3 separate regions of the Mus musculus genome follow, and regions 2 and 3 are each linked to region 1. Evidence: chromatin loops called from intact Hi-C (ENCODE). Cell type or tissue: left cerebral cortex. All regions are shown on one strand. Each heading gives the region's core, and the rest is flanking DNA. Links, peaks and the distances in the headings are about the cores only.

Evidence for each region. Hi-C counts contacts between places; a loop is a spot of excess contacts. Peaks named below come from ENCODE experiments on the same cell type or tissue, not always from the same donor. Only the 100,000 strongest peaks of a DNase experiment are listed, where the experiment ranks them.
Region 2: it touches region 1 in a loop (2.3-fold over the local background); 2 of 42 quality-filtered maps call a loop at or near these places.
Region 3: it touches region 1 in a loop (3-fold over the local background); 3 of 42 quality-filtered maps call a loop at or near these places.

Annotation. Positions count from the first base shown.
Region 1 is chr5:76,519,841-76,530,880 of GRCm38, forward strand. It overlaps Exoc1 (exocyst complex component 1), which reads left to right and starts at 9,471. Exons shown (of 19, transcript NM_001289770.1): 1 at 9,471-9,622. In left cerebral cortex, for the core only: a CTCF peak has its summit at 6,184 (motif pointing right); no DNase peak of the experiment used is centred there; H3K4me3 peaks cover 198 bases.
Region 2 is chr5:76,413,290-76,424,329 of GRCm38, forward strand. No RefSeq gene overlaps it. Among named protein-coding and RNA genes, the nearest start is that of Nmu, 55 kb to the left of the region's middle. In left cerebral cortex, for the core only: no CTCF peak of the experiment used is centred there; DNase peaks (open chromatin) are centred at 5,886 and 6,236; H3K4me3 peaks cover 188 bases; H3K27ac peaks cover 223 bases.
Region 3 is chr5:76,316,975-76,328,014 of GRCm38, forward strand. Pdcl2 (phosducin-like 2) reads right to left here. Exons shown (of 6, transcript NM_023508.7): 2 at 8,019-8,139; 3 at 7,332-7,422; 4 at 2,153-2,296; 5 at 827-1,035. Among named protein-coding and RNA genes, the nearest start is that of Pdcl2, 8.7 kb to the right of the region's middle. In left cerebral cortex, for the core only: no CTCF peak of the experiment used is centred there; DNase peaks (open chromatin) are centred at 5,113, 7,169 and 8,343.

The DNA of each region.
Region 1 (11,040 bases), core at 1,248-9,247:
GTGTTTCATTGAGGTGGAAAATTAGTCCTCGTATTTATTACTGCATAGAAAAAGTCCACACCGTGTTTCAAATTGTGTGTGTCTATGTATGTGATTACTCTTCAATGTGGTGATCTCGATTCCAAAGATTTATTGGAGCAACTACAAAATGACATGTACACAGGCATATGTTGTTAGCAAAATGTGCACATGAACTCAAGTATCCAACACTGGAAGATTAATAGAACAAAAACTATTATATATAAAATAGGATAGTATACAGGAGAAAATAGAGTCTGGGGGTAGATAATTAGAAGCAGAGGATCTTGTTCTTATTAATTAAAATTATTGTTTATTTTTAAAATAGACGTTTTTGTTACTAAGACTTAAAATATCGTTGTTGATCATTTGAAAGATAGTTACCATTTCAGTTGCTTCTTAAGTATTTTTTATAATTTGTATACTAATTCTTTTTTATTTATTATTATTATTTTTACATATTCACTTTACATCCCACTCACTGCCACCCTCCTGACCACCCCCCACACACACAATCCTTCCCCCATCCCTATCCCCTTCTCCTCCGAGCAGGTAGGGGCCCCTTGGGTACCCCCCACCTTGAAGCAGGGAATATTATATTATATGAATACATATGTGGGTTCTTCAGTTTGGCTTTCAGTTTTAAGGAGGAGTCAAGAATTAGAGAAGCTGCTGGGCGTGGTGGCGCACGCCTTTAATCCCAGCACTTGGGAGGCAGAGGCAAGCGAATTTCTGAGTTCAAGGCCAGCCTGGTCTACAGAGTGAGTTCCAGGACAGCCATGGCTATACAGAGAAACCCTGTCTCGGAAAAAGAAAAAAAAGAAAGAATTAGAGAAGCCATTAATTATTAAGTCCTGGCTTCTTGGGTCCTATTGCTTCTTGAGTTTCTTGGTTAGTTGTCTCAACTACATACAATACGTGGTAGATAACTGCATGGACTAGTTACTGTACATAGCATGTTGGTTCCTGGGCTTCTTGCTGCAGGTTGTGAGGCAGAGTTGTGCTTTTGCATATTATCTGGTCATTGTCAGAATACTCCAAAATATCTTAGTTGTGGTGGTAGTGACACCTATGTATATTTGTCAAAATCCAGCAAAACATACTCAGAGATTGAGGTGGTTTGAACGAGAATACCTTTAAGCTCTTGTGTTTGAATGTTTGTCTCCAGTATGTTGAACTGTTTGGGAAAGATTAGGAGGTGTGGCCTTGTTGGAGGAGGTGTGGCCTGTTGGCGGAGGTATGTCACCAGGGAGTAGATTTTTAGGTTTCAAAAGTACACCCAGCCAAATCTCTTCTCTCTCTGTCTGTCTCTGTCTCTGTCTCTGTCTCTCTCGCTCCCTCCCTCCCTCCCTTCCTCTCTCCCTCCCTCCCTCCCTCACTCCCCCCCCCCCACTTACTTGCCACTATCTTACAGCTAAGGTGTAAACTCTCAGCTATTGGTCTAATCATACCTGTTGTAGACTCTTTGATATTGAACCCCCAAATAAATGTTTCCTTTTAAATTGCCTTGGTCATGATGTCTCCTCACAGCAGAGAACAGTAACTAAGACAGAGACACAATAAAAACATAAAATCTTTTTTTTTAAGTGTATACATTCCCTAGATCTGTTCACCGATACCCTGAAGCAAGCAGGTCAATCAATAATGTTGAACATGCAGCTTATCACGGGGAGTGGAGTGCAGATACCCCTGCGTTCTGTTCTCTTGGAGAAACTCATGACCACCTAGCTGGTGAGGATGCTTGACCACACACGCTTTCTTAAAGATCAACAGATCTAGGAAACGCATGCTGCTTTTGAAAACAGAAGCTCATGTTAGTGGATTTATAATAATATTTGCAACTAAAATGTAGCAGCCTGAGGTTTCTTCTTCTTTGATTTTATGTGCTTATATTCTCTCTCTTATCCTTGTCTCTTAATGACATTAATATTTGGCATATGATTTATCTACTATACTTCCCTAACAAAGCCAAAGTATTTACAATGTTAATTCTTACTAATATTTATACATCTGGGTATAAGTTTTGGAGCACTTCCTCACGGTTCAGTGCTAGTTATTGTTGCTCATGCCATGTTTCTCTCATCCAGCTGTTCCCAGGCACTCTATATCTCTTTATAAGAAACAGATAACTCACATGATCCTCTACTTGAATTTCTTTTCTGGCTCTGCCACATCTGCTTCACTTGTTATTTGGGATTGTTTTCTTCCTGGAAATGCTCCCTTCTCTGCTGTCCTCTTAGTACAGCTCCTCTCAGAAAAGGGAAGCCCAACATATCCTGTCACGTTTCCTCTATTCATCCATGTCTAACAATCACAATGATGGCAAGTAGATTTTTAGTATTATAAGATCCAAGGACTTACACGTGGCCAAAGGCATAAAGGAGAAGCCTATTTTTCAAGGAACTTTCAAATTTCTGTTCATGTCAGATCCACTAGCAACCAGTCGGTGAAAGCAAGCAAGTCAAGGTCAAAGTCTGAAATGGGGGGTACACTCCACCTACCGGGGGATGGAGCCAAGACTGTGAGCATACACCTTTGCTTTCTTGGACAAAATTTGGGCCAGTAGATTATTAATTGACACAATTACTTTCCAGATATTATAGAGCTGCATAAATAAATATTTCTCTTACAACAATAGTTATAAAATTCTCTGTCCCCAAAATCCTATTGAAAGGAAGTATCATATATGCAAATAGAGAGAGGAGAGAAGAAGCTGGAAGGAGACTTTGTAAAATGTAGCCGTCAGCTTGGGCTAAGAAAAATAAGGGAAGTTGTTTCTTGGATACAGAGTTTCAGTTTTGCAACAGAGGACTCTTCTGAAGTGGGTGTGGTAACATCACACAATATTATAAATTATATCATTGTATTTTTTTTTCTTGAGACAGTGTCTCACTCTGTATCTCAGCCTGGCCTTGAACTCACAGAGATCTGCCTGCCTCAGCCTCCTGAGGGCTGGAATTATGGTAGGTGACTCAGCACACAATAAATGTACTCAAAACCTCCATCAAACTCTATGTAAAAAGGCGACTAAATTGAGGCCAGGTGTAGTTATGCATACATTAATCCCAGAACTCTGGAGGCAGAGGCAGAAGGCCAGCCTCATCTACACAGATAGTTCCCAGTCAGCATGACTTCGAAGTGAGACCTTATCTCCAAAAACAAACAAACAAAAAAAACAACAAAAAAAAAGTTTTTTAAGTGATTAAAATTGTTAGATTTTTTTTTTTTCGAGACAGGGTTTCTCTGTGTAGCCCTGGCTGTCCTGGAACTTACTCTGTAGACCAAGCTGGCCTCGAACTCAGAAATCTGCCTGCCTCTGCCTCCCAAGTGCTGGGATTAAAGGTGTGCACCATTCGTTACATAAATTCTAACACACTTAAAAAAAATTGAAAAAGAAAACACCACAAATAAAACAATGTATTGTGATTTCAATTTTTTTTTCTACCATTAACCAAAAGATCAGTTAACAGAAAAACTGTAAGTTCCCCTAAAAGTTAACATTGCTGAGACTATTAAGGCAGTAAAAACATATAACAAGTGACTCCCCACCTGAGTGGATACTGATACACAAATGGAGCCTATAATTTTAAATTTCCAGATGAGGAAATGAGGAGCAGAAGGATCAAATAACTCTCCTTGTGTCTGCTGACTCGCTAAAGGCTCAAACCAAAGCGGAACCCACACCTCTGTGATGTCACAGACTTTCTACCCTGTGTACCTTTCACGGGCTCTTGTTCGGTCTTGTTTTGTTTTTCCCACTTACATCACGCTTTAAAAAAAAAAGTTTTATATTTTTAAAGTAAAATTTGCAGAAAAGTAAATTCATAATGATCAGAACCAGCTTATTTCTACCCCACTCTTGGATTCTTTCTAGATAACTAACATTTTATTGATGTTTTGTTCGGATAGTGAGATTTTGTGCAGGTCTCATTCAACCATCCTAGCTGGGAGGATGTGTTATACAGGCCAGGCTCTGATTGTCTCCTAACTATGGGCTGGTCCATCTCACTGTTTAATTCTCTATGTTGGCTCACTCCTGACTTTCAGTATTTTTTCCTGAAAGACTCTAGAGTCTGTGGGGAAAGGGTTGCAAGCTCTAACAGAACTACTAGATTCCTATACCACCCCAAGGCAACTGTAATCTTTAGGGCGCATCTCACCTCTCTCCTCGGAAGGCTAAAGTCCCTTATTAAAGGTAAAGGCTAATTCCTAACCTACCTGGTTAAGAACAGACCTATCTTTGTGCAGTTTAAATGCCGTGTTCCAGAAAGGTACTTTCTATTGCTTAAATGTGGGTTTATGGGAGATCACATCCTCCAGTTGTAATATACAAACAAATCATAATTTAATATGCCTTGGGATGATGGAGGAATATAAGCTCAACATATTTAGCAAACTTAACATGAAATCTAAAAAAAAAAACCATGAAATCTGATTTTCAATAAAAATTAATATGTTGGCTTGCTTCCATTTCTAGGGAGTGAGTGTGGGCTTGCCAGTGGTATCATTACCAAGTTTCCCGTGTGCAGAGTAGATCAAGTGCTGAACCCTGTGTCTGACCCAAGTGTGACTGAAGACAGAAAGTCTAGAGGGGCATGTTACAGAGAAATCCAGGAAGGATGTGGGAAGGCTGGGGAGTGGTTAGATTTGGCGTGCATCTTGGTGGTAGAACAGGTTTTCTAGAGTCACCAGATGTAGAGTGTGAGAGATAGGAAATCCAGGATCGACTCAGGCAGCTGAAAATATGGAGAAACCATTACCTCAAAGAGACACTGAGGGACCAGCAGTTTCTGTTTCCTTGAGTAGCACTAAGTCCTTCAAGTTTCATCTCTCAGTCTAGATACCTGTTGCAGTGGCCAGCCACTGGTGTCAGCTAGCATCTCTCAAGGATGATATGACAGCAACGTGCCTCTCTCACTCCCTGGTATGTCGTTGCAGACAATGCTACAGCTTGGGACGTCTGCATGATTCATCCCTGTAGTCACACGAAGGGTGAAATGGTGACCAGTGGCAGGGGAAGCAACAGATCAACACTTCTCTTTTTTCAGTTGTGTAGAATAGTAAGATGATCTCTGAGGTTCTCAGAAAGTACCACAACCATCATAGCTCACTGTGAAAGCCAGAGGGTCTCTGGGGTAGCAGAGCCACACAGCGGACTGTGCCTGAGCTCCTGCCTCAGTGTTTAACCATAAACGGAACAGAAGCCCAAGGGCTAAAGATGCTCCAAGCAAAATTCATAGCCTGGAAACACCATCTACAAAGTCGAATAGAAAGGTAATGGGATTTTGAAATTTAGAGTGAAGACATTGTGTAGACTCTAAAGGGGCTCTGGCCAACTCAAGCGTGGCAAACACGGCTCTGGCTGGCCTTGCCCTTCTCCCCCATTCCCTCTGCCTTGCCAAACTGAAAGATTACATTCCTGCAGCTAGCCACCAAGGTCTATTTCCTTATTTGGCCACTTCCTCCTCCTTCTAAGGCTGACTACCAAGACACAGCTATCAAAATATTGAAGTCCAGCCATCAAAAGCCTCTCTTGGCTCCTCTAATTAACATGCCCAATTAAAATTAAACACCTCGTTCTAACAGGAGGTTTCCCCTTTACCTTTAGAAGCCACTATGTCCCATGCACTCTGCCTCCTTTCCATTCTGAGACAAATACCCCTCCTCAGTCTCCTTTGTCCCTTCCTCCTCTCCCTCATCGTCTATCTCCTGTGTTTGTCTCTTATCCCTGTCCTCTGTCCCTCTGGGATAAATACATCTCCTTTGTGCTGAGAACTTGGTCTTGGAGTCCTGAGCCCATACTTTTCCTGTCATATTTCACACTCTTAAACTCTCAGAATTTTCTCTACTTCGATGTCTCTCTCCTTTTGACACTGAAGAACAGTCTCCCCATGTCTTGAAACATCGCAAAGAAACTTGCTTCAAAGTATAACTCTATCTCCTTCACTTCCCGTTCCTATCACGTTTCTTCCTTGTTGCCTCGATTCCATAATCAAGTTATCCCAGCCCAGCCTTTGTGAGAAACAGCAAGCCCTGCTCTAGAGAAAGCTACAGCAAAGGTTCCTCCCTTCTAACAACTGGGACCTTTTGCAATGGATAGTTCTTTGCTGTGAAGGGCTATCTTTAATGTTATAGATCGTTCACCACCAACTCTGGCTTGTATCCACTAGATGTCAGCAGACCTCTTTCAGTAATGACAACCAAAAATGTCTCAAAACATTGTCAAATGTCCCTCAAGGACTGAAAATCACCTGAGGTTGATACTCACCAAACTATGCTAACTCAAAGGATACTGCAAAAATGGGCTAATATGTGCCAATATGAACAAGTGGAATGTATGAAAGTATGAAGTCAGAAAAATAAATACAGGTGTAAGGCTGGCCAGAGGAAGCAGATGACATCAGCCGACTTGCCATTCAATGTTTTGGCAAGGACGGGAGGAGTAAATTTTAACACACAGCCATTGTGCTTCCTAGATGTGGCTAAGATGCCAGAACAGTGCTGAATGGGTTCTGAGAGTCAGAAGGATGGTAAAGCGGGAGGGTCAGAATGAACTCACTCTGTCAAGAATAAAGAAGAGTGACTGGATTCTTTCCCAGAATAATGACAGAATGAACTTAATGCAAAGTATGTTGCCCAGAAGGGATCTCATACAAGTTGCCCTACTACCCAACCTTTTGCCCCAACAGATCTGAAGGCTTGGGATCTATGATGGCTAGAAGCACCTTGTGAAATCTCCAGAAAACCACAGTAAGAGTTGTCACACAGGTCCTCACTGCTCTGCAAGACATGCTTTCTGAAGCAGGGAACAATTCTCTACTGGGAAAACAAGGGTCATCTCTCATGAGGTGGATATATTATTAGTTCCACCAGTTCCCCGGTGCAGTTTTAGAAACAACCTGTTGAAGTATGAAAATGGAATAGAAAAGTCGACCAGGTTCAGGAAACACACATAATTTCAAGAATGGATAGTTCAGACTCCCCCCCCATCATTTACTTTCAAGACATCATTTTGGTATCTCTTCTGCAACTCACTTCCCTAGCCACATAGGAGTTCTTTATGTCTACCAAATACATAATGAAGGATTTGATCTGCCTCATAGATAGGTTGACACATCACACTAACTGGTCAGTAACATTGAATTCCTAGTGCATGTCACTCTCACTTGGGGATAGCTCTTAGGAATACTCAGTATACCCAGGGAATCTTTCCTTTCAGCAGAGCTTGTATCAACACACTTTATTATTCAATTTTATATAAAGGAAGAAGTGGCCTGAAGTAAGATGTTTTTATCTCTCATTAATTCAGCCAATATCCACAATCATCAACACTATAGCATCACCAATCATCATTACTCCAATCTACAAATCCTTTCTCAGCACCCTCAGGCTGAAGGCAGAACTACAGAATCCACGGACACTCCTGGATCACTCAGTGTCCCATTGCTGGGAAGAGACACCGTGACCACAGCAACTCTCATAAAGGAAGACATTTAGCTGGAACTTGCTTACAGGTTGAGAGGTTTAGCCCATCGCCATCATGTCTGGGCATCATTTTGAAGTGATGTGTGTAGAGATTTAAAACCCAACTGAGGGCATGAGCAGATGAGTATAGATATAATATAATTTAATATAAATATTATATAATCATTATTATTATTGCTGTTCAGTTATCCAAACAGAAATATCAGAGGCAGAGAAGTGGATACAAAAATCTGGAGTTCAGGAGTTCAGAAGAGTCTAGCCTTCTGGAATACCACTCACTTCTCAACTGTGAGGAGAGCTGTAACATAGGTACAGGGGGTTGGGGGGAAGAACAAAATGGAAGACCAAATGACAACAAAAACACCCAAATGGAATTGTCAGCTAAGATGTCCAAGGCAAACATTCTGGAGCTCAGGAGGAAACACCAGGGAAGTCTATCCAAATATATAGAACTAGATCCTGTGAGAGTCATCTCAAGTAACCCCGACTAGAAGCTGATCATTGTAGCAACAAACATGTCCCTATTCATTATTTCTCCTAGGTCTCCCAAAATTTTATCTTAAGATAAACGGTGCAAATACTGTGCACAGCTCATCTGTCATATTCTTAAGAAATTCATGCCGAGCGGTGGTGGTGCACACCTTTAATCCCAGCACTTGGGAGGAAGAGGCAGGTGGATTTCTGAGTTCGAGGCCAGCTTGGTCTACAAAGTGAGCTCCAGGACAGCCAGGGCTACACAGAGAAACCCTGTCTCGAAAAACAAAACAACAACAACAACAAAAAATTCATCCTATGTGCCTAGTCCTGCAGTGACTTGATGTCACAGGGTGGGTTGGTATCCAAGAAGGTCTCCACCCCACCCCTTCTCAGAAGAGAAGGGAAGCAGAGAATGAGGGAGAGGCTGGGAAGGAGGGTGAGAATTGGAAGGAGGGGTAGGCTAAGATCCACATGCAAAGTAAATAAATAAATGGAAAAAAAACAGCAAAGAAAAAAAGAAGAAAGAAAACCATCCTGGTAGAGTATGTTATCCTAACTTCGCAATCACCTTTTCTAGTCCTACCTCATTGCGAACTCCTTCAGTATAAAAAAATTGAATGGCTTTTTTTAATTTTTATTTTTTAACCTGGAAATCAAAATTTGCAGCACTCAATCCCTGCCAGGGATGCGGCCTAAATGAATCACTTGTCTTATAGCTCGAACTCTCGGCATCATTTATGTTTCTCACACTGAAACAAGCAAGCATCACCTTTAAAACAAAGATTCTATTTCAGTATCTGATGTGAGGTGGCATGGGTGAAGTTTCTAAAAAAACACCCAAGAAGAAGGTCTGTGCAGTCAGGGTAGAGTATGAAGTGGGTAAATGACCAAAGCTGTTTATGGGAATTAAGTGTCCAGAACTTAAGGGTACTAGTGACATCTATCCCAGAGAATCTGACTTAACTCACTAAAGTTCTTCCAAGAATCTAGTTAGCAGGGTTTTACATATGCACAGGAGAGAACATTTAATGCGCTCTCAAATGAGTTGCTACAAATATTAGAATGGGTACGTCTACAAAAAGGAAACATCACCATTATCAACTCCTCAAATCAGCCTATGCTAACAGTTCTCAACATTCCTAATGCTGCAACCTTTTAATACCTTTCCTCATGTTGCAGTGGGTCCCAACTATTAAATTATTTAATTTCTACTTTAAAACTGTAATTTTGCTACTGTTATCAATTGTAATGCAAATATCTGATATATTGGATATCTGCTATATGACCACTATGAAGGAAGGGGTCGTTTGACCCGCAGGTTGAGAATCACTGGCCTATGTGCTTGCAAGCCCCGCCCCTGTCTTTTCCACGCCCACAGTCCGCCTCTGCCCCATCCATCAAAGCGCTGTTCCGCCTCCTCCAAGTCCATTGGCCAATCTGTTTTTCCTCTACTGTCTCCATTTCCGGCTCCACAGGGTCAACTTCCGGTGCAGAGAGACACGTGACCGGATACGGGAAGTGGCGGGTTCTGGCCGCTGCTTTTCCCTGTTCAATGAAAAGTGCTTCAAAGCTGCTATTGCTGCCGGCGCCCTTCCTGAGTCCGTCTTGGAGCACCAACCTCGGCCGGCCGGCTGGCCTCGCGGTAAGCTTCCGGCCGGGGACCTGCGGTCTTGGAGGTGGTAGCCTAAGTGGAGGCAGTGTTGCATCCGCGCCGGGTCGGCCACTCCCCAGTGACCCGGCCCACCCACCCTGCTCCACTTCGGGGCTGCAGAACCCGGGCTGCGTCCTTCCTTAGCCGGTGCTGTCCGGGGCTCTGGGAAAAGGCGGAGCCGGGAGGCAGCCAAGTCTCTGTCCACAGTTCCGCCCATCCGGGACAGATTTCATTTTTGTCCTACTAGCGTGGCCTGGAAGAGAAAGACGTGACCTGGGCTTCTGCTGGTCCGAATCAATATAACATGTCCTTATAAATCTTCTAAGTGCATTGCCCAGCCTCTGAACAGTTTTTTTTTCTGGATGACATGTCTCCGAGTTGAGATGTCACTGCAGTACATGGGCCCAACCCACTAAGGCACTAGCATGGACACACAGTGTAACGATGGCCCTATTAAGCTGAAGGAAGTATGTATGTACACAATGAACCGAGGTTAGCTGCCTCTGTAACGGGCAGCCTTGAGGTTTTAGAAGGCGAAGATCTAAAGAGAACCCAGAATATGGGCGTGGTTTTTAGACCTGGGAAATAGTTGTGAAGGCCACTATTAATAATACTGGCATAATGTAAAGTTCAGTATAAACACTGGAGAATTCATCTCTAGATCCAAAGAAGACTGACTATCACAATGCTACGTCAACCCGTTCATGTCTTAAAGATTCTCCATTATACCCCAGAGTGCTGCCTGGCACTTAGTGAATAGCAATATTTATATTAGCAATATAATATAGCAATATAGTAGCAATGCTTATGTCTAATTCCTTCATGAGTTATGACCAGCCCTCTGCTGTTTTTACCGTTTACCATGTACTATGGTGAATATTGGCCATTGCTAATGGTTCTTTTGGCCAGCTTTTACTATTGCAATCAAGCAGGTTACGCCAAGAGCTTGTTAGTGAGTACCCAACACACAAACCTGTGATAGAGCACCCCTCCTCCTCCTACTACTCAAGAGATGGCTGTGGAGATCTAGGAGATGACACTCATGTCCCCATTAGATAGCAAGCATTTGCCTCGTAAATACAGTAAGGGCTCTATACATTTACATGAAAAGAGCCGTGTGGATTGAGACTTTCATTGAGTCAACTAAATACAAATGGAGAAATGTAGGTTTGAATAAGGAAAAGATAGTGGTATGCCCTGCATGGGAAAGTGCTTAAGCAAAGAAAGAACAGAGTGTTCTGAGTGCAAGGCATGTCTTGAGAAAGCTGGGTTGCTGTTGACCAGGTGTGTGGTAGAATGAGAACTGCTTTAAAGTTATTTACTAGTTTTTCAGGGAACTTGTAGAAGCCTAAAGAAAAAAGAAAGAGATAACGGGTGCTATTACTTAAAGGCAGTAAGTCTTGGTGGCT
Region 2 (11,040 bases), core at 1,536-9,535, 110 kb before region 1:
GGGGTTTGATGAAACCAGGTTAACCAGTGTGAAGGTTAATTAATACTGTTAACTTGACTGGGACTAGAACCACATAGGAGACAGATCTCTGGGTATATCATCTGTGAAGTAACTTCTAGATTAGGATAACTGAGGTGGAAAAAAACACCCTAAATGGGCTGCAGTCCTAGATTGAATAAATGGGAGGGGGCACCAGCTACTTCTCCCTCCCTGTCCCTCTTCTCTCTCTCCCCAATCCCCCAGTACTCTCACATTCTCGATCTCCCTTCCCCTCCCCACTTTCTTCTTTCTGACCTCTCATGCTCCCGCCTCCATGTCTTCCCCGCCATGGTGATCTTTATCCCGAGAATTGTACACTGAAGTAAAGCGTTCTTCTTTTAAAGTGATTCTTGCCAGGTAAGTCCAAACAAGTAGCTAACACATTCCTTGAATTGGTCATAGCATCCCAGGGCCTCTCCCAACACACAGCAAACTGTGAGCTCTGATAGGGACCAGCCCGAGGCACTAAGAATCAGGAAGAGGACAGTCAGTATAGATGGTCTTTGTATCAACAGCCACTGATATTCTCTTGATTTCACATACTAAGAAACACAAAAGCAATGTAATTTTTTTATCTTAAAATGTTTCTAACAAACATATTTGACATAATTACAGAACATACATATTTTAAATATAAAGGCTAGTTTGTCATATACTGTTTTCCAGTTTGATAATAGTTGATAGGTTGAGTATTATCCCAGGTGACATATTCTTCAAATTAGGACTGAAGTCAATTTGGTTTCAGAGCACCACCTGGTGGATTAATTACCAACAACCATCCAGAAATAAAGTGAATCAAGAGATCTCATGGCCATTAAAGGACTAATAAAGGAGTATGATCAACAACTTAATATTCACAGATGAAAAATACATCTGTGTTTCTACATGCAAGTGCTCTTGCGTCTGCGTGTACCGCAACCTGCATGTGAAAGTCCAAGGACAATTTGTACATGTCTCTTCTCTCTACCGTGTGGATCTGAAGAACTGGACCCAGATCTTCAGACCTGGTGGCAAACACCTTTAATCTACTCTGCCCACTATCTACAACTTCAATAGATGGAAAGAACCTTAAGTACATACTTTTGATAATTCACTCAAGAAGACATCAAATCTGAATAAACCCAAGTCTGCAAGAGAACAGATTTAAACTAATCAGTTATCAATAACCTTCCAAACACACACACACACACTCACATACACAAAGACATACACACATACACACAGAGAAACACACATATACACACACATATATACTCATGCACATACATGTACACACAGACACACACATACATACATAACACTCAGACACATATCACAACACACATACACACACAAATACACATGCACATACAGACACAGAGATACATACACACACACCACACAGAGACACACACACCATGCACATACACACAAACACACACATACACACACCTCAAACAGATATATACACACTACAACACAGAGAGACACACAACATATACACACATCACACACATACATACACATACCACACACATACAGAGACACACATATAAACACACAGACACATGTTCGCATGCACACACAGCAGACTCAGGGTTTGCTGGTGAATTCTAGAAAGCATTTAAGGAAGAACTCTAACCTCCTCTGAGCTGAAGGGAGTACCCTCAGCCTCTACATTCCCAGGTTCCACATCTGCAGATTCAACCAATCACTAATTTAAAATACTTGAGAAAAGTTCATGGTACCAAACACAGGGGCTCCTTTTACTCAACTCACTGCTACTTCCTAAACGATTCAGTGTAGTGACTCTTTGCATGCTGTTATACACTGTTAACTATGCTGTATAGCATTTATATTGTACTAAGTATTATAAGTAATCCAGAGACAATCTAAAGCATCAAAGAGGATATATAAAGGCTATCTGAAAATTCTGTGTCATTCTACATGAGAGACATGAGCACACACAGATTCTGGTATCATGGGGAAGGGTCCTAGAGCCCAGGGTTCCATGAACAACAGTAGTTTCTAATATCAAGACCAGACAACACAATACAAAAACTGTGCTTTGGTTTGAATGTTTGTGTCTCCCCAAATTTACATGTCAAAAGCTAGTCCCACTGTTACATGTTTAAGGGGAGACCTTTGGTAAACAAGTAGGTCATGAAGGCAGAGCCTCTTGGATGGACTGGGATCCTTAGGAAAAATGCCCAAGGGAGTTTAATTCCTAGTCTTCACTTCAGAACAAAAGGTGCTATGTATGGACCAGGAAACGGTGATCATTAGATGGTGACTCTGTTGCCAGCACGAGCTTAGGTTCCATATATCCCAGAGCTCTGAAAAAGAAACACCTGTCGTTTGCTAACTACCTATGTCATAATATTTTGCTACAGCAGGCCAAAATGGCAGAAAAGTGAAACTACAGACTAACATCACTCAAAAGCATTGTGCAGAAATCCTGAACAAATATCAGCAAATTAACCCAAGCAGTGTATAAAAGCCCTACACACTCTTCCAAGTGGGACTTATCCCGGGCGTGCAAATCAGGCTCAACGCTTGAAAACCGGTTAACACAACTCAGCATCTCAATAGACTAAAGAAGAAAAGTCACAATCAATAAATTATTATTACAAATAAATTAATTAATTAAAACATGTAAAAATACATTACCTATTCACAATAAGAAAAAGATTTCCCAATAAACTGAGAATAGAGAACAGAGGGGACCATTTATAGAAACCCATAACTGACTTACACTTTTTAAATTTTACCTAGTCTTTTAAAAAAGATATATTTACTCATGTATTTTATGTATGTAAGTGCTCTCTCTTCATGCACATCAGAAGGGGGAATCAGATCCTATAATTGATGGTTGTGAGCCACCACGTGGTTGCTGGGAATTGAACCCAGGACCTCTTGGAAGAACATTCAAGTGCTCTTAACCACAGAGCCCCCTCTCTAGCTCCCCAGCTGACTCACATTTAATGATGAGAAACTTGAAGCTGGTCTTCTAAAATCAAGAATCAGATAAAGATATTCCCTCTTAACATAGTACTGGGAGTTTGAGCTAATGCAATCAGACTAGAAAAATAAACGCTGAGCAAATGCTTACTGTGAAGGAAGAAATAACACTGGCTTTGTCCATGGAAAATGTGAGCTTTGTATGAGTCAGCGTGCATTACTAAATGAGATGCATGGGGAGACAGCTTCCTTTATTAAGAGAAAAGGTTTATTTAGTTTGCAACTTTGGGTGTTCGAGGGCAATGCGCTTGTATTGGTTCAGAATTGGTGAGGCTTGCGTGGGGCTTCTATGGTTGGGAACACGGGGTAGGGCAAGCAGTTACATCTTGAGCCAGGACTGGGGAGAGAGGAAGGCTGACACCTCACAGTGTCTTCTACAATGTCCCCAGACCTAAGGACAATAACCCCTTGCCCTTGACCTAAGGACATGCTCTGGGCTCTGCTCCTCAAAGGTTCCACAGAATTTCCCAACACTACCATCCAGGGAACCAAGCTTTTCAAACATGCTCACAGTTAACTAATATCCAAACCATAGATATCTTTTACCTAAAGATAAAATTTTTGACCTAAAGAAAAAAATCTAAAGAACCAACTGAAAACCTGACGTAACCAATAAGCATTTATGATGTAACCATAAGCATTTATAGCAAGATGGTATGATGCAAAGTTAACAGTGTAAAAGTCAGTCACTTTGCCAGAAACCAGGAGTGAATAGGTGAAAAACGTCACTTCAAACATAGTACCATTCACATTAGCACCTCTCAAAATGAAATTATTTGGTATAAAGATAACAAAGTATTATAAGCTAATACGAAGAAAGCTTTCACAACTGATGAAAATAACAAAGAATAACGTGGATGGAAAGATAAATGTGTGTCCACACTGCTGAACACACATGCTATTTCTTTTCAGAACTGTTAGCTGTCCATGAGTTTCAAAAATGTCTCAGAAATAATTGCTCACTGTGAAGTAATTTCCAGGACTCAGCTTTCCACACACTCTAAAGTAGTTTTAATGCCAGCAGTGGGTGTGGCTTTTATCTGAATTTGCTTTGCACTTTCAGAAGTCATCAATTTGTAACTCTTCCTGGGAGATTGGGTGTAATACGATTCTAAATTTCCATTTTATTCTTTGCTCTCCAGTAAGTGGCTACTTGACCAAGCAAACTTGTTTGGGAGCCAAATAGTTCACAATAATTACACGATTCTTTAAGAACATTTTACTTATTTTTTGAATTATTACCAAGAAATGCCTTAGGTGACAGGGGTTGGTAGTTCTCCTGATCTTCCCATTCCCATTGTCTGAGCTCTGAAGTCAGGTTTTCTCTGTGGTCTGCCTAAACTGCTTAGGGAGACCTAAAGTAAGCCAATTCAAGTCTGTAGTGAGCTGTCTAGACTTCTTCTCCTCATGGGAATCTAGAACAAGGTCAGAGGAAAACCTATGACAGATAGACATGGATTCCGAAATTGAAGGTCTTGTCAGGCGTGGTATCATTTGAGGACAACACTGACCCCACAAGAAGCTGTTCTTCAAAAAACATGGGGGTGGGGGTTGGGGGGAAGTCTTCCCAGCAAAGCAAAGCTAAGAGTCCTCGCAACCAAGACATTTTCTCCCATAGTTCCTAATTCTCATATTTCCGAGTTCCCACCATAGCTAAGAGGGCTTAGAAGAGACCAGTTCCCAATTGTTTTCAAATACAGTGTAGTGGTAGAAAATCTGAGGAACAAGGAGACCCTATTACAGGGTGGTTGCTCTGAAAGGATGGCTCCTGACAACAGCTGTCCCAGAAAGTACCAGAGTCCACCACGGTGTAGACGGATGGGGGCTGAGGGCCAGAGAGCTTTAGGTCCAGGGGAGGGTCTGGAGGGGCAGGGGATAAGTCGCTTTGGCTTTGGCTAATTTGACTATTTCCCACAGGCTGGAGACTGTTAGGGTTGTCTCTGGACAGCCAGCACCAGACTCGGCGATCACAGAGGCAGGTGCACAGTGGTGATGAGTGTGAGAATCTGGTAACAGAGAAAGCTGCATCTGCAGACCGGCTGCTGATTGGTCTCCTGGCTGTCAGAGTCCTCTTGAAGGAAGGGAAAGGCTGAGGCAGGAGGCTGAGTGAGGCAAGGTGATCTAAGCATATTGTTGAGTTATCTGGAACTAGGTGTACCCAGCACACCTATGTGGGTCAGATGTTAGTGTCAAGGCTGCAGCAGTTAGAAACAGGTTACATCACTCAGAACCGAGCGTGCTCTGATACAGCTTCGGGAGCTACAGAGCCAATTAGAAGTGATTCTAAGCACTGAAGCTAAGTCCCCCTCTAACCTACCTCACTCCTTCTGCCCTGTCGCCGTGGCTTCATTCTCTCCATAGAAAAACGTGGGCCATGAGACCCAGACTCCAAAACCACAATAGCAAAAATTCCCACAAAGTGTTTCTTGATCCTTCATGGAAAGGACAGGAAATGCCAGAGTTTCCGCAACACTGCTCGCTGCTGGACCAGTCACACAGGAGTCGCTTCTGCCCGCATCAACAATGGCTGATTCCCCCCCCCCCCCTGGAATTGATGTATTATATCATAGCATGGTTATTCTTGGCAAAGGTGCTTGAAAGGGGCAGATTCCTGTTTCTCAGATGCTGTTAAGCCTGTGACCTGAGTCTGCAACTTAAGATCAACAGGCCTTCCTAGTAGGTGTGGCTCCAACTCAAGGCACCAATCAGCTCGACTCTCTACACCTTGATTTAGGGACTCAGCAGACAGACATATTCTGCTCTCTCTCCCAGTGTGTGGGGATGCGGTAACTCTATCCAGCGTATACTCACTCACTAAGTGGGTCATGCATTTTTGTGGTCTGTCTTTCTTCTTGGATTAGAGACTCCCTACTGGCAAAAGTAGTCTGTGTTTCTTATTTCCTTTCTCTGAGCCTTCATTCTCTTTATAAAAAAAAAAAAAGTTCATGACGTAAAAAGGAGGCATACGCACAAATGAGCTCTCTGAATACTGTTGTATCCAAATGAAGGGGGGAAAAAGTGGAATAAAAATAAACTGAGCTACTTTTAGGCTGCTCGGCGAATAGTCTTGAAGTGTCTCTAGTCTAGTCTCGCCTCACAGTCTAGTCAAATGGCGTCCTCATTCAGAGATAATGCTATAGGTAGCTGCCTTGAAATAAGTTGTGGTGAGAACATGAGCCATATGTAGAACAAATACACAGAGATGCAGAAGATGTATTAGCTATAGCGTGCATCGTATGTTATACAATCTAAAAACGAATCTTTCCTGAAGAACTGACGCTTGAGCATGCGCACAATGCTACTGGCCTGCCTGATCTGGAGGCGCTCCAAGAACAGAGAGAATGGCAGAATAAGAGAAGGTTCCAGAAATAGATGCAAACTTATGTTTTTTATACATCAGTTTTAGTCTCTTTATCTGTACTATACGTTCCATCATTCACTTATTCAGCAAATACTTACTAGCTATGAATTGCTGGGCACCATTTTAAGGTACCGGAAGTAGAATAATGATAAGGTTTTCTCTTATTTTATTTAATCTACAGCATTCCAATGAAGGATGTACTATTATAAGTACATATTTAAATATAAGTATCTGTATAAATTTCCACATTTCTACATGGAAAACAAGTCTGAAAGAAGTGACTCAGCTTCTCCAAGTAGTGAGTGTAGTCATAGGTCTCAGACTGTACAAAGGGCTGGGTCATCCACATAAATCACCAATTAGGAAATCATGCCACAGGCTTGCCCACAGGTCAGTCTGGTAAGGGCCATTTCTCCACTGAAGTTTCCCTCTTCTCCGATGGCAATAGCTTGTGTCAAGTTGTGATAGAACTAGCCAGCATACCTAACACATAAAATAAAAATAAAGGTTAACAGGTATTTTTTTTCTACAGGAAACCTGTGACTTAGGAAGCCGAATGTTTCCTGATAGTGCTCTTGAACCCTCTATGCAAAGGAACAATTAAAACCCTAAGTCACAAAGTAAAAGAGTTTCACTGTGTTCCCATACACACAACCTTGCAATCCATTCTACTTTTCTTTGATCGAGCTACACTTTTAAGTAATAGTCATAAAATAGCTGAGAGTTTATTTTATGAAATATATACATTTCAATAGCACCAATATTTTCAAAGCATTTTTTAAATTTTCACTTAAGCAAAGAGACCCATCATGGTCCTCTAAAGAGAGTATCTGAAACTACAGTGTAGTTCTGTCCCTGGATAACAAAGGACATACAATGAGAATATATGGTGTCTACTTAAGATGAACTATTGCTGGATCCTGATTTTAAAAAACAAAAAACAAAAAACCCCACATCACAACAACAACAGCAAGAGCAACAACCACAACAAAAACCCATGACGGAACAGGTCAGTGTTTGGACTCCCTGACTACTGAAACTCAGACAGGCCTCTCCGGAGCACAGACTCTGTAACACTGGCTTAGGATGGCTGACAGACTGTCAGGATGCAGCTGTCAACCCAGATCTCTGCTTCTGCCACATATTGAAATCCACCCCAAGTCACCATGCTCGCATAGCACCTTTCCACCCTAAAGCTGAGACTATGTGCTCAGAGGCAATCTATAGACTGAGCACCTCTGCTCCCTGCTGAGTTTTTACAGCTTCCTAGAGTCCGTGTGCTGAGATGCACTCCGTGGGAACCGCAGTAAGAGAGGCCCTCGTGTTGTAGTGGGTCCTAGCATCTCCATTCTTCACCCCTGCACCTTAGACAGTACAGCTCAGTGACTGGACACCCTGGTGTCACCATTAGACAAATCTACACTGTAACCATCACTGGCCTGGCGACTCCCTTTCAGTAACCCACCACCCTCCTTTAGTTCACTACAGAAACGGAAATGATAAGGACTGCCCTGGCTGCGCATGGTGACAGTGATGAACAGAGATGGTGTACTTGTGCTGAGCAGAGGACCACTCCCACTGGGTCGGGGTCCCCAGAAGGTGGTACTGAGAATGTCTAACTCTGTGGCTTAAGCAAGCAGCATGTTTTCCCTGAGGCCTTAAACTTTACCCTCTCTCTTTCCCAAAACAAGTACAGCGGCTTTAACTCCCCGGCACCAGCTAGTCACCATTATCCGTGAATCTGAGGACAAAGTGATCCTGAGCCTACCCTCCATTTCAGCTCCACACATCTGAGCCTTCCATCTTTGCGTCCTTGTTCTCCAGAACCACAGGCTATCCCACACATGCCTACCTTGAACCACAGGCTATCCCACATGTGCCTGCCTTGAACCACAGGCTGTCCCACACATGCCTGCCTTGAACCACAGCCTTGAACCATAGGCTATCCCACATGTGCCTGCCTTGAACCATAGGCTATCCCACACATGCCTGCCTTGAACCACAGGCTATCCCACACGTGCCTGCCTTGCACTAGGCAAATCCACACCCAACTGACCACCAACCAAGCAGCAATACGAATAAAGGAAAACAAAAGTGGCTTCAAGCTACTTAGAAAATAACTATTCGGTTTAAACACTCACGGAGCCTAAGCCATCTCAAGTCTTAGCCTCTGATGCTCTCTCAAGCTAATTCAGGCTGTCTCAACTCACAAATTCTAAAGCTCCACTAATGGCTTTTCCCCCTCATCCTTTTCTATCTGTGCATTCTTATTGAGCAGATGAAAAAATTAAATTAATTAGATTTTCTTCTTTTGCCAAGTTTCGCAGTATTTGAGAAAAAGTAAAAGCATTTTATTGATTCAGTGGTGAATCTGAAAGGCTTTTAGATCTGTCTTCTGGGTAACAAGTGCTCTAAAAGTATAGTTTTGTTTTTTTTTTTAAGTAAAATGAAGGGCTGAAAAATAAATGAAGAAAGGAATGTTGGGGTTGTGACCATGTTTGAGTGTGTTCCTTAAACTACCTGTGTGACAATTTTATTTGTGACTTAGTCAGAATAAAAAGAATTTAAGATAGATATTTAATAAATTGATTTTTATATTATTATTAATATTTTTTTCAAGACGGGGTTTCTCTCAGGCTGTCCTGGAACTCATTCTGTAGACCAGGCTGGCCTGAACTCAGAAATCCGCCTGCCTTTGTCTCCCAAGTGCTGGGATTAAAGGTGTGTGCCACCACTGCTTGGCATAATTTTTTTTTTAATGAAAAGGAAGAAACAGTTGCCATGTAACTGAAAATTGCCCTGGAAACAATAGTACCTTATTTATAAAGCTACCTACAAGTCAATAGTCAGGAGGTGTGGGAACTAAAAAGGGGCTGGGGAAGCGGGGGCGGTGGGGGGGGGGTGATAGCCCATGTTGGGCCAGAGTACCTCCTAGACAGAGGTGGCTGCCAGACGCTTTCCACTCAGCCCCGGGTGGGCATCCAAGCTTCTGACCCACTCGACAGGAGGTGGACAAGGGGCAGCCCCCAAAACCAAAAGGGGCCCCTGAGTTATACCCTGTAGCCCCAGGGTTATGGGAGAGAGGGCATAGGGAAGAGAGGTTCCCACACAGGCGAGAGCCTGAGTAGCTGAACAGAGACAGTCTATGGTTTTAGAGCTTTATTGTAGAAAAGCAGGGAGAAAGAGAGAAGGTAGAAAGAGAGAGAAGAAAGGCTAGAGAGTAAGAGGGAGAGAGAGAGGAAGAGAGAACAAAGAGAAGAGAGGAGAGAGAGGAGAAAGGAGTAAGAGCAAGGTAGCAAGAGGAGTGAGAGGAGTGAGAGAGAGCCAAACAGCCCCTTTTAAAGTATGCTGCTATCTTTTCTGTTGCTAGGTAACTGGGGAGGAGTTTAGCCTGAAGGTCAGAAGCTTGGGACATTGTCTACATGACTTCTAGCCATGCTTCTCTTGTGGAGGCTGTGGGGGGCGGTAACTTAGGCAGGAGCCAGAGTTCCAAGAGCATGAGAGAACTCCTTCCATCCCATGTAGGCGAATTATCACCACCGGGTCCTGGGGGGTTGAGCATCCCAGCTCGACTGGAGACCAGCCTGTCTTTGCATAGCCCAATGCCCCATAAGGAGGTAATAGTGGACTTTGAGTAGGAAGGAGTTTTCCATGCAAAAAAAGACAGAGAAGATCTCACACACGCAGAACAAGCTATATGAAGTGGAATGTCTATGAGTGGTAAATTAACACTCTCTCTCTCTCTCTCTCTCTCTCTCCCTCTCTCTCTCCTTCCTTCTCTCTGTCTCTGCTCTCCTCACCACCCACCAATGCTCACTGACAGACAACTTCACAGAACCTTCCATTAAAGAGGACATACTTTCCCCAGTCATAGATCATGGGCTTCAGGTTTACCATGAGCGTTTCCTTGGTCATCAGAATGCCAGAGGCTACAACTTGACAGTGTCTCCAAATGCACAGCTCTGGTCTATCCTGGTGTTCCTCCATGCCTATCAGTGACTGATCTCAAGAGCCAAGGAGAGGCAAGCAGAACTGCACATCCCCAAGGCACCCGAAGCAAAGCCATCCCGTACACAGAACCTCTAGCAGCCAGTACTCGCCTACCCAACACCTATGTGGGCCAAACAGATGAGCAACCCCAAGAGAAAGAAATGTGTGAAACCAGAGTTTGCAGGGTATATCTAGACAGAATGATTGCAGTTAAATCAAAGGCCCACATGACCCCACATTCTGAAGACAGTCCGAGCCACAGAGCCTTGTGACCAGGGATGTCTCCCATAGGATATTCCAGGCGGAGCACAGCTACTACCTACAGTCCCATTTCTCCTTCTTACTGCCATAGCCGAAGGATCCCTAGAGGAAGCAGGCTGTCAGCCTTGAAGAGAAATCATGGCAGAGGTAAGACACTACTTTCTTGGGTATGGAAGATTTTCTCTGACTAGCAGAAAGCTCCAAGAAGAACCTGCAATGGAGTCAACAAGCTTCCCTCAGGAGGAGGAGGAGAACAATTTCTTGTTCCTGAACTAAATGTTCACCCTGGGCCCAGTGGAGGCTCTGAATGGAGAAGCAAAGCTTCCTGGGAGGGCATGGCAGTTGCTCCCAAATGTGTGGTATAGTAGAAACTGTAGAATCACTTCTGA
Region 3 (11,040 bases), core at 1,424-9,423, 200 kb before region 1:
ACAAGATGATAAGAACTGTGGCGATGGATGAAAGTTAAGCAGCACACAATGTGAATGTTTCAACATCAGTATCCACGAATGGAAAAGACAAAGGGATGACTTTAGGAGGAAGAAAATAGGTTAAAAAAATAAACTCCAGTGCTGTATGCTATAGGAGAGAAAGTAATTGAAAGAAAACTGTTTTTCTGCACCTGTTCCAGAGCTGAAGACTCATAGGGAATCAACAAAACTAGCTACCATCTGGAGATAAAGATGAGGAATGTAGGAAAAAGGAAAGACTATTGGAGACAGTGTGAGCACAAAGGGCTGTCTGGGGTCTGTAGCGACTAAGCCCAGCCTGGCTAGAGCAGACATTACACAGAACTGAGAAAGAGATGCAGAGATGGACTGGACTCTACACTGGATCATTTATACTTTAAAGTTATTCTAGACACACACCATTAAGAATTTTAAGTGAAATGTGCTATGATATAATAAGCATGACAGGAGGACATCACTCTGGAGAATAGAATAGGGACTGGAGAAATGGCTGCAGAGACCCGGTCCCAGCACTCACATGGCAGATCACGGGAAGCTGGAACTCCAGTTCCAGGGACTGCGGCACCTGTTTCTGGCTTCTGTGGACCCTGGGCATGAACATTGACACAGGGACACAAACATACCGTAGGCAGACTATCATACACACTAAAATAATTGTTAACATCTTAAAAGTAGAAGAAAATTAAGGGGAAAAACTTCACTTCAAAGAAATAAACTTTCACACTTGTTCATCTAGAGAAGTTTTCATTTGTTAGTTTTGTAAGTATTTAAAAATGAACACCATTACCTTCTAGCTTGAGATTTATCCCTCCACATTCTATAATTCCAATGAATTTGCCTTCTATCTGACCATTTTTATAAACAAAAATTGTTGGTAAACAGTTGTCATGGTAGTGTTCAATGCAGCTATTCACGATGGCTTTAACAAATTTGGTTTCTGGAAACTTTCTTGCTAGGACACTCAGATGTTGGTTAACCACCAAGCACATTGGGACACTAAAGAGAGAATACACAGTACACTTCAAACACAGACCACTCCTCTTAAGCTAGAAAAATAAATAAAACCTCTCTTTTGCACAATATAGATCTTTGCTTCTTATATAAAAGCATATTTGTGTCTTGTGCTGTGACCTTTAACAAAGACGGACTGTATTAGAGTCCTCTGGTTTTTACTGGAAATTCCACTATTGCCTGGGAATGAAGCTAGTACCATGGGAGTCTGGTACCTAATTTAGGTAGACTATATTCCATTTAGCATTAATTTGAGCCAGTTCCTAGATGAAAGATCATAGGAACACAAATGATAATGAAAAGACGTGCATAGGGAGTCTGGGGCAGTCCTGGGCTGAAATGAAAGGACCCTACACTTGTCACTGGTTAGTCTAATGTTTCTCATCTCACACTTCTTTGACTCTCCTGACGCTAACATATTTCACCCACAGTCTTCCCCATCCTGGATCCCAGTGTCTCATCTAAAATTTAAAACTGATTGAAAGCAGGATCCCAACCTTCCAGTGCTGCCTGCTTCATCCATCACAGAACTCCCGTTCCACCCACCCTCCAACCCTTCCCTAGACTATCATGGTGTGCTTGAGCAGATGAGGTCGGAGCTGACCCTGTCCTCCCACCCCCAAACATACACCTTCATTTTCCTCTACACCCCTGGGCTTTAGTTTGCGTGTCTCTTCTGGGTTCCCAGTTTCCCTTCTCCAAAGACTTGCCAAACATGCATGAAGTCCAGGGGTTGATCCCCAGTACATCATTAAACACATGCGTTGCTACACACTAGTCTCGGACTCTGGGAGGCAGAAGGAGAGTCAGGAGTTCAAGACTATCCTTGGCTGAGTTTGAGCTCAGATAAACAGAGAAGAGGACAGATACAGGAGATCTTAATTACCAAGCCGAGATAATTTTTCTTAGAAATGTGACATTCCACAGATTAGAAATGAAAATATTTTAGCATACTTAATTTAATCCCTAAAGATAAAAATTCTATAATGTACTCGTGTGAATATATGTTTCTTTTTCTTAAATATTCCTCATCACAGACCCTAAAGCTAGGAGTGTCTCTAAAAGATCACAGCACCAGCATTCTGAAGTATTGGATAATTACCTTGATCTATAGAGATGAATTACAACCCACAGGTCTTTTTCTGCATTTGTGACTTCATTCACATACTGATTTCCAGAAATTTCTCTCAATTCCCCAAATTTTTGTTTCTTCTTAAGTGCTTTCCATTCCTGTAACCGCTTTTCTCTAAGTAAAACAAAAATATTACAGAAGCATTATATTCTTTTATTTTTGTATATTTATTCTCTCTCTTCCGTCCTCTCTCTCCGTGTGTGTGTCTATCGGTCTGTGAGTTTGTGTTCCAGGTGCTTGCATATACCTAAGGAGGCCAAAAGGCCTCTAATTCCCTTGTATTAGAGTTATTGGCAGTTCTGAGTCTTCTGATGGGGCTTCTGGGGAACTGAACCCAGGTTCTCTGCAACATCAGCAAGCATTTGTAACAACTGAACCATCTCCCCTTTCCTCAAAGTGTATGTTTTTTGTGGTCAATCAATACCCAATAATAATTTAGAGTAACAAATGTGATGCCCATACATATCAACACTGTGAATGACTGACTAACCCCTAAGGAACATAGAACACCATATAACCTCTTTTGGTATGAGAAATGGCACTACTGTATGTTATGTATAGCAATTGTAAGAACTTTATTACTGACTTTGAATTTATTTTTACTTAAGACTAAGTGTTGTGTAACAGTTTCCTGGAGATTGAATCATTTCACCCTGCAGGGAGACTCCTTAAGCAGAAAGGTGGAAAAGCTCAGATAGCTTCAGGAAGTTCCTGAAATTGACCAGAGTCACTAGGCTCCTCCTTGCTAGAGTAAGCAATAAACACTGCAAGGAAGACTCAGACAAGCAACACCTCAAAGAAGACTCTCAGACCAGACCAGCTGCCTGGAAGAAGCAGAACCAAGCTGAGCTACCTGGAAGAGGTTTAGATTGACTGATGAACACAGGAGAGGAGGCTCTCATCCCTGCTGAGCTGCCTGCAGGCTGTGCAGTATGCTTGGGTTCCCAGCTCTGTGAGCTGAACCCATGCTGGGGTGGGCCTTGGTGAGTGAAGATGAGTCCTGAATGTAGGAGATACTGTTTCATGGGTTGGGGTCTAGGCTGCCTAGCAAGGAGGGAGCGAGCTGAGCTTCCACTCCCTCAAGTTCCTGCTGCCATGATGTCCCTACCATGACAGACTGTGCCCTCAAAACTAAAATCAACTTTTTCCCCCCTTAGGTTGCCTTTGTCAGGTATATTATCACAGCAATAAGAAATGCAATACGGTAACTTCTCGGCAATGCGTGTGGCACATGGAGAACTGATTCACTTTTATTATTTATTCATCCACATAGAATGCTAAACCCTTGTTAGTAACTCTCAAAATTTACATAGTTCGATGACTAAGCCATGCTCGGATTTATTAAATAACCTCAAGTCGTTTACAATACACTTATAAGTTTCTATACTTAAGTTTGCGAGGGTACTTCCTCTTGTTTCTCTGTATATGACTCCATCTTCTTATTTTCTGTATTCTTTTAAAAGTGGTTACATTTTATCATGTGTATATGTGTGTGCATGCATGCACACATGTGTGCATGTGCATACCTGTGCATGCTATTGCACATGTATGGAAATCAGACAATATCTTGCAGGAGTTGGTCCTCTCCTTCCAGCAGATGGGTTCCAGGGAACAGACCCAGGCCCTAGGGATTGGCAACAAACACCTCTGCCCACTGAACCATTTCACTGACCCTCATTTTCTGCATTATTGATGTTCTGGAATCTAGAACTTTGCTAATCCCTCTGGGAATACTTGTTCCCGAAGGAGCTGGTTCCAAGAAAAAGAACAAACACTTGCCAGACAACACCTTCTTCAAATGCAAGCCAGCCAGCTCTGAAAGCACACCCTCAGTTGCTTTTTCTCTTCTCTTCTCTTCTCTTCTCTTCTCTTCTCTTCTCTTCTCTTCTCTTCTCTTCTCTTCTCTTCTTTCTTTCTTTTTTCTTTTCTTTCTTTCTTTTTTTTTTTTTTGTGGCAAGGTCTGGCTATGTCACTGAGATTGGTCTCAAACTCCTTGGCACTAATCCTCTCGCCTTAGCCTCTCAGGTGTTTGCAACTGTGGGCATGTACCACCATGCCTGGTGTCAATCTCCGTGTTCTTTCTGTGCGTGCTGTTTTATTTCTTTCTTATAAGGCTCCCTGCCCTAGTCATCCTAGAACCCAGTACCAGATGACTAACAGACCTCACCCAGAGCCCACCTAAATGATTCAACTGGCCAATCATAAGCCTGCTTACTACTGCCTCACATGTCCATTCCCACAGGAACCACAACAGAGGCTGTGTCGGGTATTTTTCCCTTGCTGCTTTTGATCCTGACCTTTGTGGCCCATGTGCCACGGTGTGGCCCTTGTTCTTGAGACCGGTAACTATGGTGGTAATCACCTCCTGCTCATACTGTATTAAAGCAAACAAAACCTCCTCGGGGCGGGCGAGCTTCAGAACACACTGGCCTCATTTTGCATGTTAGACCCAAGCCGTAGGAAAAGTCACTTTGCGTAACAATGAAGCCAAACACAATGAAACCCAAAGAGAATAATAAGGCTGAGCTAGGTCTGCTACTAGGTTCCTTCTTATTGGTACAACTATCAACTTCTCCCTCCCCCTCATTTTCCCTAGCTTTTTCACTAGAAAGGTTAACGCATGGGCGTTAGTCCTGCCATCAGAAAGAGGCAGTGTTCAGTGGCCTGCATTTTGTACTTAACAATCAAGTCAATTGTGATTCACTACATAGACAGAAAGCTCTCTGGCTATTTTAAGCAGAAAGGTACTTAACCTGGGAAATTAAGCACTTTGCAAACTTGCTCAGAAGTAGGCCTTAGGCTGGCCAACCAGGAATGACTCCCAGAACAACACTGCAGAACTGGTCTGCCAAGGCTTTCTTTGCTGCAATCCAGAAACTGGGGAATCTAGATTCCAATTGTTGGCCCAAGTATCACATTACTCTGAGACTCTGAAGCACAATGACAACTGCTGGCACCAGGAACCAGGCTCCCTAGCAACGATAGGAAGATGAGAAAAGGAAGCCAGAGCAATGGCTCCAGAATTATGACAGAAATTCTAGATCCACTTAAATGGATGCTCTAGGCTTATTTATTTATGTACTTATGTATTTTTCTTCATTTAATATAGCTCTGAGCTCAAATATCCTGTGAGTGTGTGTGAGTGTGTGAGTGTGTGTGTTAGCAGAACTAAAACACATTTATTATCCTTGGTGCTGCACTAAACTCTGAGAAATGCTTTAGCTTTAGCTTTTAGCTCCTCCACCACTGTAACATGCATCAAGAGAAAGAGAAAGAGGAAGGCATGTCAAAGAAGACAGTTTAGTGTATTTGCCACAAACACAAACAGCATTATTGCTGATATGTGCACATTTTGACTTTTCTTCTTCCTTTTAGCTATGGGAACCTCGGGGTTTAATTCACTTGCTTTTTCATAGCTGGCTACCTACCCAGTGGCATTTTTGTCCCTAATTTCTTGAAAAAGATATTTGTCACTTCTTTATCTTATCGCAGGCTTTGATAGAGTCTGAGTATCATTATAGATTCCTCTTTTGCAGCTTGCAGGAAGACTACACTTGCAAGCCTGCTTGTGAGACTAAATTGTAACCAATGAGAGAAGAGTGAAGAACACAAGGTATCCATCTCTGGTACTCAGACCACAGGTGCCCTGGGCGGGGTCCACACAGATCCCTGGTTCACAGGATTCTAAGGTGATGTAGCCCTAATGCAAATTGTCCAGGCCACAGTCACTGCCTGGGAAAAAGCTGCTCAAGAGAGCTGCAGGAGATGGATCAAAAAGTGAAGGAACCGCCCAGCACACCTTTAATCTCAGCACTTGAAAGGAGAAGGCAGGTGGACCTCTGAGTTCCAGGACAGCCAGGGCTACACAGAAAACCCCTGTCTCAAAAAACAAAACAGTTGAGAGACCACCACCACGATATAACTCAAAACATCTTTAAAATTTATTTTTATTTTATTTATGTGTATGGGTGTTCTGCCTACATGTATATCTGTGTACCACTTGTACTTCTATGGAAGACAGAAGAAGGGGTCAGAGCCCCTGAAACTGGAGATGCTTGTGAGCCTCCTTGTTCATGCTAGGAAGCCAGGTCCTCTGGAAGATAAGCCAGCGTTCTCAACCACTGAGCCACCTCTCCAGTCCCAGTTAACTTTTTGATTGACAGAAATAAGTCCTGCTTCCATTTACTGTTCCCTCCTATTTGTATCAAGAGCTGGTATCTAATAATTTCCTTTCTACTTATACAGCCTTTTTTTTTTTTCTGACTTGATTTTTTCTCTTACAATACTTTCAAAGTTAATGTGTTTGGTAGCTATTGTAACCACCCAGGCAGCTGATAAGCAGATGGACTTATTTGGGCCTGTGGTTCCACAGGGTTGAGAGTGCATCCTAGTGAAGAGGTACAGCACCACACAGCCAGAGCAGGAAGCTGAGAGCTCACACCCTCACCTCTCTCTACTTTGCAGGGCAGGACTAGGAATTCTCAAAGCCCACCAACAGTGATGTAGTTCCCCAGCAAGGCTGTTTCCTTCCCCAACCCCTCCTCAATATTATCACCAAATAAAGACCAGATGTTCAAATATCTGAGCCCCTGAGAAGAAAAAAAAAAATCCTACACATTTCATATTACAAGTGCTGTAGGTAGTAACCCTCCAGGGAAATTAAAGAGAATTTGCTAAATTGAGAAACCCACTGGAGGGCTTCACAAATTTAAGCAACCAAAAGAAAGAATCAGCCAAAAGGTTGGACTACTGCTATTATTAATCCAGAGGCACTGATTTAAAAGGAGAATGAAGAGTGAGCACAGCCCAAAGGGCCAGAGCGCCGATGTCCAGCAGGTCAACATTATATTGTGAGAGTCTCCAAAGCAGCAGACACACAGAGTCTCATGTTTTCAGAACTGCTGGCTGACGGCTTCCCAAATGTGACTAAAGATGCAAGTTCCAAGTCCAGCACGTCAGCTACACTTCAAGTAGGATGAACCCAAAGATACCCACGTGCTAACACAGCTGAGGCAATCTGTCAAACGGCAGAATCGTGGAAGCAGCAAGAGAAAAGCAAGTGATGGCATAAAGGAGATTCTTCGTAAGCCTGTCAGCCATGTTCTCACATAAAGACCCCCCCCCCCGCCCCAGTACCGCAGTGCTGTACCTATATATTTCAATAGCTTTTATGTCTTCTTCATCAAATTCATCTTCTGCTTCTTTCAGTTGTGCCAGTGTCATCTTCTCATATGGTTTAACTAAAACAGAAATCTTAGGTAATCAAGTTGTCCAAACATTATTTTTGCTTTACAATCAACTTCTAGGAAATTAAACAAAACAAACCCCCACAGTATAGATAATGGAGATCAACAGCACCGTTAGCAAACCTGTAGTGACCAGCTAAAACATGGTTACACGTTACACAAACTGTAATGCTAGCAGTTTTGATTCCCTCAAAACTGGCAGGACACTTTCAAGAGTCGAAGGGGAAGATCAATTCCATCCCATAAATGTAGGTTCCCCCGAGTACATGGAATGATTGGTGAATAAGATAGCATACAGAAAGGACAAAGAAAGGGTGATCCCAAAGTAGAGGGACATAGTAGATACATGTCACGGAGTTCCTAGAGTGTCTCTGTGTCACTGGCTTCCTAGCATATCTCTGCATTTTAGTAATTGGCATGTGCCTTTCAACATACACATCGGCCATTTTCCTGGCAATCTCCTCATTCTGAGTGGATGGGCAGTGTTTGTATGAAATAATAGCCAGTTCGCTCCCCCATATTTCATGAAGTGTACTTTATTCCCTTCAGTGCGCTATCCCCTTCCTGCAGCCCACCAGATGCGCACATACCCATGGCCTCCTGCTGTAAGCGCAACACCATCTCTTCAATTTCATCTTTTGGTTCTTCTTTTGGAGGAAGAATGCCAAAATTCCTTAAAATTTCATTCCATTCTGTATCTTCGTTTGGATCCTACCCCCATCCCCCAAAAAGAGAGAGAGAGAGTCTTTTAGCATAGTCATGTATTGTAAAATGGGCTGATAAAACTGACTGACAGGCGGCGGAACGTGCACATACAAAGCTGTTCCTGGAGCCGAGGTTTCAGGAACAAGCCTACTTCTCCCACCAAGAATGGGGCCACATGCTTTGATTCACAGGACACATCTGTCCTCAGCATCACAGAGAAGTTTATAAAAAGATTATCTTAGAGGATGGCCAGATGGCTCATTTGGTAAAGGCACTAACTTGTCACACAAGCTTGGGGACCTGAGGCAGGATCCAGATCCCACATAAAGGTAGAGAGAGAGGACTGCTATCCACTCACACTATCATACACACTCACACTATCATACATGTCTCACCCACACCATGCACATACATATAGTAATAATACATTTTAAAAATCAATTTAGACCATCTATATAAAGTATTGAGAAAGTAAGCTTTTAAGTCACAAAAAACACATTGATGATTACAGTGGACAAACCCAGTTCACACGATGTCCAAAGTATGTTGTTTCTTTTTTATGTGCCAGACTGTCAGGTGAACTTGTTTCTTTTTTGAGGCACACAGATTCAAGAACCCTCATAGCAAGCTACCATATTGTGAAATGTCCTACAGAGAGAATTACATATTGAGAAAATGTGTCCTGGAATGCAGGCAGGTCTCTGTGAGTTCCAGGCCAGCCTGGTCTCCACAGTCAGCGGAGTCTTCATAGTGAGTTTCAGGCCATCCAGGTGAGGCCCTATTTCAAGGGAGGGGAATAAAAGAGGGTGTGGTTGGGTGCAGCAATGAAAGACTGTGATCCACTCAGGATAGGTGTTCAAGTTCAGCCTTGGCTAGTAAGACCCATGCCAACATACACAACAAGACCCAGTCCTAAAAAAACAAAGCTAAACTGCAACAACAAAAAGTGAAAATGAGAAAGAAACAAAAACAAAGTCCCAAAAAACAAAGCTAAACTACAACAACAAAAAGTGAAAATGAGAAAGAAACAAAAACAAAACAAAGAAGGCATGACTGTGGATAAACTAAAAAAATAATTTAAATATAACTAAATCCTACCAGCAACTGCATGTTCTCTGTTGCACAGTTAGCCAATCCAAATGCTAAAGACTGTAAGATTTTTATCTATGGTTTCCCCATGAAGCATCAAGTTCTTCATTTCACTTGTCTCGCATGGGCTCACTGGGAATTTTGAAGCTATGGAATAGTATCTTTTAATAACTCTAGAAAAATTCTCAGATCCAAATATTCCTCAACTTCTTTCTAAAATTTTCCTATTCCTATTTTACTAATATTTTTTAAAAAAAACCTTATCCATGGATTATTTTTAATTTTCACAAGTTCTACTTGGCCTTTTACAAGTTTTGGTCTTTTATTGCAAATCTGTTTTATTTCATTGTCAAAAGCAACACATTTTTCTGACATGTTAGAAATTATTTCTTATTAAGTAGCAACTTAAAATTTCAGACAATGGCCTTAGGGAGATGGCTTCGTATATAAGAGCATTTGCCACTCATGTTGAGAACCTGGATTAGGTTTCCAGCACCAAAATGTGGGCTCACAATCATCCCGAACTCCTGTTGTGGGGGTCCACTGTCCCCTTCTGAGTTCCAGGGGCACTGGCATGCACATGGTGTAGACACATACATGTTTGCTGTGCTACTCGGGCTTCTATTGCTGTGATAAGCATGACGACCACAAGGAATTCAGGAAGAGAAGGGTTTATTTCAGCTACAGCGTAATAAAGCACAAGCTGCCTGCTGTCCCCCACCCCACCATCTTTTCCAGCTTTCCATCTCCCACAAGAACCACCATAGTGGCTCAGACACACGATCAAATCGCCATTCAGATATGAATCTCTTTGCTTTCATATCATCTTTCCCATTGCTGTGGGCTGGGCAGAGACAGAGGGATATATATCACTTCAGTTCCATTCCAAGTTATTACCAAACTCATTGCTCCCCTTTAGTTGCTTTTGTATCTTTTTTTCTTAGTGAAGGCAGCAAGCATTTGTTTTCAAATCCAAGCTTTCCAGCTAGGCAAAAGGAGTTTCCCCATGCCCGGTATGGGCGTATTTTCACTTTTTCTGCCTTCTTTGTTTAAGCACCGTTTTATACGTTTGTTCATGTAAGTCTTCAGCCTTGTTAGTTTGTTCCTCTGTATTCTGTTCTTTCTGGTGTTAAGATAAATAGGAGAGTTGTGGTTTTTTTTTTCTTTATTGTTACCGTGTAGAAACATTTTTATAGAAATTTTATGGTCTTTCTTCAACTCCTTCCTGTAGATGTTTTTGGATTACAATGAGCACTATTGTTTCATAGCTGGCTTCCATCCACCCTAATCCTGGAAATCTCTGTAAGTCATTGTCCTCATGGCTCATGACTGTGCCGCCCCTGGTCTTTCTGCATGCTGTCTTTGAAAACTGATTGGTGGGAATTTGTAAAGACTGAACATAAAATGTTATTATAAGTCCATGGGAAAGCTGCCATGGGCTAACACTACCTGAGGGGCAGGTTTGGTTCCTGACCACTAATTGTAAGGACAACCTGCTTTGGATTCCCCACACAGAGGTCCCACTCCAACCTCCTGCTTGTCTCCTATCCTTGGGTACATCATAGGCTCCAGTTCTCACTTACTCTGCACATTGTACCCAAGACCAAACTGCACATGTGTAAATCTTTGGTGGTAAAACTGGCTTTGAAGATTGCAAAACAGGGATGGAGGGTGGCGGGGGAGGTGGGTGGGGGTAGGGAGCGACACAAATTCTGGAATATAATGCAGTAAAACAGAAATTTGTTAAGATGAATATCACAATGAGCAAATCTCAAAAGGCGGGCTCAAGCTCAGGTTTACTCACTGTCTTCCGCTGAA